2 separate regions of the Homo sapiens genome follow, and region 2 is linked to region 1. A link is a loop called in an ENCODE intact Hi-C map of the cell type or tissue named here. Cell type or tissue: ovary. All regions are shown on one strand. Each heading gives the region's core, and the rest is flanking DNA. Links, peaks and the distances in the headings are about the cores only. Region 1 overlaps NOTCH1 (notch receptor 1). Region 2 has its middle 8.9 kb from the start of C9orf163.

Region 1 (2,901 bases), core at 105-2,604:
CCCGGGATTGGAAAAAGTGGTTTTGTTGGTGCAAAATGCCTTCCCAGGAGGTCAGAGTGTCGCCGTGGCCTGGTCAGCCAGTGGCCAGGTAGAAAGCACCTGGCAGCACATGCTGGTGGGCGGAGGATGGTTGGTCTCTGGGCAGCTGCTGTGCGAGGTGTGGCCGTGGTGGCTGTGGTCGGAGATGGTGGCCTTCTGAGCAGGCCCAGGGGGTCACTGTGGCCCTTGGCTCTTCTCTAGCCCCCTCATCAGCTCCGTCAGTGTGAGCAAGGGGTACTGAAGAGGGCTCCACCTTTTTTCTCTTTGTTTTGAGGAGAGCTGGGAAGAGCTGCAGGGACCCTATCTGTCTGGGTGAGACTACGTCCTTGGTCTGAAACGCTCTCCCAGGGCTGCCTGCGTCTGGGCTGGGCGTTGAGGCAGGGGGCAGCTAAGATGTTGGCTGCTGACGGCAGAGTCAGAATGGCACGGGGCGTCTTCCAGGAGCTGGGAGAAATGGGGGTAGGCTGTCACACCCAGCACCTCCAGGAGGATGTCCAGCTGCCTGCTGGGTGGTGCGCTTTAGCTTTGGACAACCTCGTGTCTGAGGCCTGGCCTGGCCACTAGCTCTGTGACCTTGGGTCATCAGGTCATGCAAGCCTCAGTTTCCCCAGCATGTCAGCCGGGCTGATACACGCTGGATCTCTTGGTGGTGTGTGAGGATTGCATGAGAACCGTGTGGAGAGGGCACCTGGTCAGCGCTCCTTTCTTCCCCGCCTTCTCCCCGTTGGCTGACAGTGCTGGTTTCCAGAGCCTCCTTCCTGAATGTTTAATTGATTGACGAGTGAATTCAGAGAATCCTAAAGGTGCTGCCTGGTGGGCTGGGCCTGGCACTGCCTGGGGAGGGACTTGCCGGCTCTGGGGAAGTCCATCTCCCAGGATGGCTCCAGCTCCGGGGAAGTCCATCTCCCAGGGTGGCTCCAGTTCACAGACACGTTTGAGCGCCTGCTGTGTGCTGCGTTCTGCTCCAGGCCAGGCCCCCGGTGGGGACAGGGCAGACATGGCCCCTGCTCCTGTGGAGTTCACTTCCCAGCAAGGCGTGAGAGAGGCACCTAGCTCACATGTGGGACATGTTGGGGGTGTGCCGGCCCGGTGGTGGCCTGGCATAGCTCCCGGCAGCCCCGTAAAGCTGTCTGGATCAGGCACCGATAAGTGAGAAGAAGAGACCCAGAGAAGTCGCCATCAGCCCCAGGGTCACACAGCAGTGGCAGAATTCCTACTAGCCCTGCCCCTCTCCTTCTCCCAAGCGAATGTCCCTAAACACAGCCCCAGCCAGCCTGAGCTGCCCCGTCATTTCCCGACTACAAGCGGACTGGGGGCGTGGCTTCCCCTTAAAAGAAGAGGAAGGAGGCTCAGGCGGGAAGTGACTTGGCCCTGCAGCCGGCCTGGGAGGCTGGGGAGGGACGGGGTAGCTCCTGTCACCCGGTCTGGCTCTTTCCATTGAGTCACCTGCCTCGTCTTGGGCGTGGCCAGGGGAGGAACAGGTTGATTCTCCTCCTCATGCTGAGCTGAGCGGAAAGGCCTGTGACAGGACCTCCTGTTTATGCAGAACCTGGTCTTCAAGGGCGCCAGGGTTAGAAAAACATGTTTAAAAACATGCAGCATCCGAGGTGGGCAGATCACCTGAGGTCAGGAGTTCAAGACCAGCCTGGCCAACATGGCGAAACCCCCGTCTCTACTAAAAATACAAAAATTACCCAGGCGCAGTGGCGTGTGCCTGTAATCCCAGCTACTTGGGAAGCTGAGGCAGGAGGATCCTTTGAACCCAGGAGACGGAGGCTGCAGTGAGCTGAGATCGTGCCACTGCACTCCAGCCTGGGTGACAAAGTGAGACTCTGTCTCAAAAAAACAAAAAACAACAAAAAAAACCCCACACAGTGTCAAATAGAAAGTCTCACCTACTCAGACTGGGGAGACATCAGGAACAGGAAGGCCTGGGGCGGAGACTGGGGTGGGAGCCTGGAGTGCTCTGAAGGAAGCTGGCTCCTTGGGGCAGGCCCTGCCTCTGAACAGCAGCCAACATGTTTTCCATTGAAAAGAATAATAATAGAAAAAGAGAGAGGGAGAAAGAAAACAGCAACCCTGGCAGGAAGAGGGTAGGGCAGGGCAGACAGTGCACCAGGGGAAGTGCTTCCACAGGGCAGAGCTGGGTGCGGGGACCCCCAGATGCGGGCGGCAAACTGGAGACCCCACAGGAGCCGGGACTGGCTTCATTCCTCATTCCCTGCACCTGTGATGGGCAGCAGCGGCCACCGGTGCCCACTGGGCAGTTCCAGGCCGGGCCGAGGGACTGCACCCTTTTGCTGTGGGGAGGGGACCTTTCCTGTTTCATGTCTCGTCTATAAATAGTGAAAGGATGTGGCTTTGCAGAATCGATTGGGCGTCTAGCTTGCCTTCCTCAATAATGCAGCGATGACAGCTCCACACTCAGGACGCCGCTGTTACCCAGCCTCGTAAAAGCCCTGGCAGACGGCCGCCCACCCTCCAGGTGTGCCAGTGCAGTTTTCATCCCCAGCGCACAGGTGGGAAAGCTGTGGCTGCGAGGGCGTGGGGATCTGAGGCAGGCTGGCGTCAGCTTTCACCTTCATGTGCAGGCATATCCAGAACTTTCCGGATCTTTCCCCGGGCTGAGGAGGAAATACCAGCAGCTTTAACGAGCGGCTGGCTTTGGGGCATCACACCTGTGGGCCGGGCTGCGTTTGACGGCCTCGAGTTTCCCAGGCAGCGCTGGCGCTTTCTCCTGTGGGGCCCGGAGCTCCGAGGGGCTGTGAAGCAGGGCTGGCTCTGATTTGCTGTGCTCCCCACACTGTCCCCTCCCTGGGCCTCAGTTTCCCCATCTGTATGTGATTCCCCTTCCAACTACAG
Region 2 (2,901 bases), core at 303-2,802, 48 kb after region 1:
CCCTGAATAGAGCTGCCAGCCTCACACAAGGGTGGGCCCCTTCTCTCCCCACTGCCTGGGCCTCTGCCCAGCCCCAGACCTTCAGGGCAGGCCAGTGGCTTCAAACCAGAGCGGTGGGGAGTCTGAGATCCCTCTTTGGATTGCAAAGCACTGCCTGCCCTGGGCCCAGTCTCTCCAAGGAGGGATGTGAGCCCGAGGCCTCTACTATGGCTGGGGGCTGCGTCTGCCAGCCAGCGCTGGGCACCAGGACCAGGAGGGGCCACCGTGGAACTGCAGTGAGTGGCCTGACTCTTGTCTTCAAAGGGGGTGACCCAGCCGGAGTCCTGCCCATAAAACTCCCAGCACCCTGAAATTCCACTCCTGGGGGTCTGTCCGAAAGAAGTGAAAACAGGGACTCAAACAAACGCACGTGGCCACTTGCTGTCCCGGCATCACTCAGTACAGCCACAGACAGCCTGAGCGTCCACTGCCAACGACGGGTCAGCAAAACCGTCTGCTGTGACGGTGAACCTTAGTGTCAGCTTGGCCGGGCCATTTCGCCAAACGGAGTGTGTCTCTGAGGTGTTCTGGATGAGGTTCGCATTTGCATCCACAGCCCGGGTAAGGCAGTCCGCCCTCCCCAGTGTGGGTGGGCCCCGTGCGGTCCGCTGAGGCCTGGGGAGAACAATAGGCCGAGTGCCAGGGGTCCTCCCACCCAACCGCTTGCACTGGACATTGGTCTTTTCCTGCCTTCAGACTTGGACTGAAAACGTGGGCTCTTCCTGGGCCTGGAGCCCACCGGCCTTCGGACTCGCAACGCCATCAGGCCTCCTGCCTGCAACTGCAGACCCTGGGAACTGCAGGCCTCGAGGTCGTGTGGCCAATTCCCTGCAATAACCTCTCCAGTGGCACGTCTTATGGGCTCCGCTTGCCGGAAGAACCCTGACGAATGCGCACGAGGGAATATGATTCCACCGTAGAAAAGGAGGCGCTGACACCCACCATGCGGACAAGCCTTGGAAGCACGGTGCTCAGTGAAGGGTGCCGGCCGCAAAGGGCCGCAGGTGCAGTGACTCCATTTCTATGGGGTGCCTGTGGTCACCGAACCCATGGAGACAGAAAGTAGATTGATGGTTCCCAGAGCCGGGGGGAGGAGGAAAGGGGAGTGGCTGCTAAACGGCCCGGGGTTTTTTTTTGTTTTGTTTTGTTTTTATACTTTAAGTTTTAGTTTATTGTGGCACTGTTCACAATAGCAAAGACTTGGAACCAACCCAAATGTCCAACAATGATAGACTAGATTAAGAAAATGTGGCACATATATACCATGGAATACTATGCAGCCATAAAAAATGATGAGTTCATGTCCTTTGTAGGGACGTGGATGAAGACGGCCCGGGGTTTTACTTTGGAGTGACGCAAATGTTCTGGGCCCAGGGAGAGGTGGTGCGTGCACAGCCCTTCGAGTGCACTAAATGCCAATAACGCGGACACTTTTTTTTTTTTTTTTTGAGACGGAGTCTCGCTCTGTCACCCAGGCTGGAATGTGGTGGCGTGATCTTGGCTCACTGCAACCTCCGCCTCTGTGTTCAAGTGATTCTCCTGCCTCAGCCTCCAAAGTAACTGGGATTACAGGCCCCTACCACCACACCCGGCTAATTTTTTTGTATTTTTAGTAGAGATTGGGTTTCACCATGTTGGCCAGGCTGGTTTCAAACTCCTGATCTCAAGTGATCCACCCGCCTCGGCCTCTTAAAGTGCTGAGGTTACAGGCGTGAGCCACTGCACCTGGCCTAACTCGTACACTTTAAAGTGGTTAATTTTAGGTTCTGTGAGTCTCACCTCAATATGTTATTTTTTTTTTTTAATTAAAAAAAGTTTTTGAGACAGGGTCTTGCTCTGTCACCCAGGCTGGAGTGCAGTGGTGCCATGATAGCTTATTGCAGCCTCAACCTCCTGGGCCCAGGTGATCCTCCCACCTTGGTCTCTCTAGCAGCTGGGATTACAGGTGCACACCACCTCACCCACCCAATTTTTTTGTTATTTTTTGCAGAGATGGGGTCTCACTTTGTTGCCCAGGTTGGTCTCGAACTCCTGAGCTCATGCAGTCCTCTCCTCACCTTGGCCTCCCAGAGTGCTGGGATTACAGGTGTGGGCCACTGCGCCTGGCCACATATGCAACTTTAAATATTTCAGTAGCCACATTAAAAAGGTAAAAAGAAACAGGCAAAGTGTATATTAATACTACAGCTTAGTTAATCCAATATATCAAAAATATTATTTTAACACAACATAAAAAGTGAATGAGTTTTTTTTTGTTGTTTTTTGTTTTTTGAGACAGAGTCTCCCTCTGTCACCCAGGCTGGAGTGCAGTGGTGCGATCTCAGCTCACTGCAACTTCCGCCTCCCGGGTTCAAGCGATTCTCCTGCCTCAGCCTCCCGAGTAGCTGGGATTACAGGCACCTGCCACCACGCCCAGCTAATTTTTGTATTTTTAGTAGAGAGGGGGTTTCACCATGTTGGCCAGGCTGGTCTTGATCTCTTGACCTCGTGATCGGCCCACCTCGGCCTCCCAAAGTGCTGGGATTATAGGCGTAAGCCACCACGCCCGGCCGTGAATGAGATGTTTTATATTCTTTTTGTTTGTTTGTTTTTGGTACTGTGTCTTTGAAACCCAGGATGTACAGTACACTCACAGCACCCTAGATTGGGCCTGGCCACACTTTAAAAGGTGTTCAGTATCTCCAGGAGGCTCACGTCCAGATTCGGACTCTTCAGCAGGATGCCAAGGGGGCTCCAGACAGTTCCACCCAGCGCAGGAAAACACCAAGTGTATCTTCAGCCTGGTGACTCACTCCACGCCGCTGCCGGCGTGAACCCCGAGTGTGGCGCTGCGTCCCTCTGGATAGAGCAAAGGAGGGTCCC

What was found. Hi-C counts contacts between places; a loop is a spot of excess contacts. Peaks named below come from ENCODE experiments on the same cell type or tissue, not always from the same donor. Only the 100,000 strongest peaks of a DNase experiment are listed, where the experiment ranks them.
Region 2: a loop joins it to region 1, with 2.3 times the contacts of the local background. A loop is called at or near these places in 63 of 110 quality-filtered maps.

Annotation. Positions count from the first base shown.
Region 1 is chr9:136,538,384-136,541,284 of GRCh38, reverse strand. All of the region lies in intron 2 of NOTCH1 (notch receptor 1), which reads left to right. Among named protein-coding and RNA genes, the nearest start is that of NOTCH1, 6.2 kb to the left of the region's middle. RefSeq lists silencers at 1-88, 2,456-2,595 and enhancers at 923-1,607, 1,826-1,885, 1,896-1,985, 1,768-2,435. In ovary, for the core only: no CTCF peak of the experiment used is centred there; a DNase peak (open chromatin) is centred at 1,394.
Region 2 is chr9:136,490,921-136,493,821 of GRCh38, reverse strand. No RefSeq gene overlaps it. Among named protein-coding and RNA genes, the nearest start is that of C9orf163, 8.9 kb to the right of the region's middle. In ovary, for the core only: no CTCF peak of the experiment used is centred there; no DNase peak of the experiment used is centred there.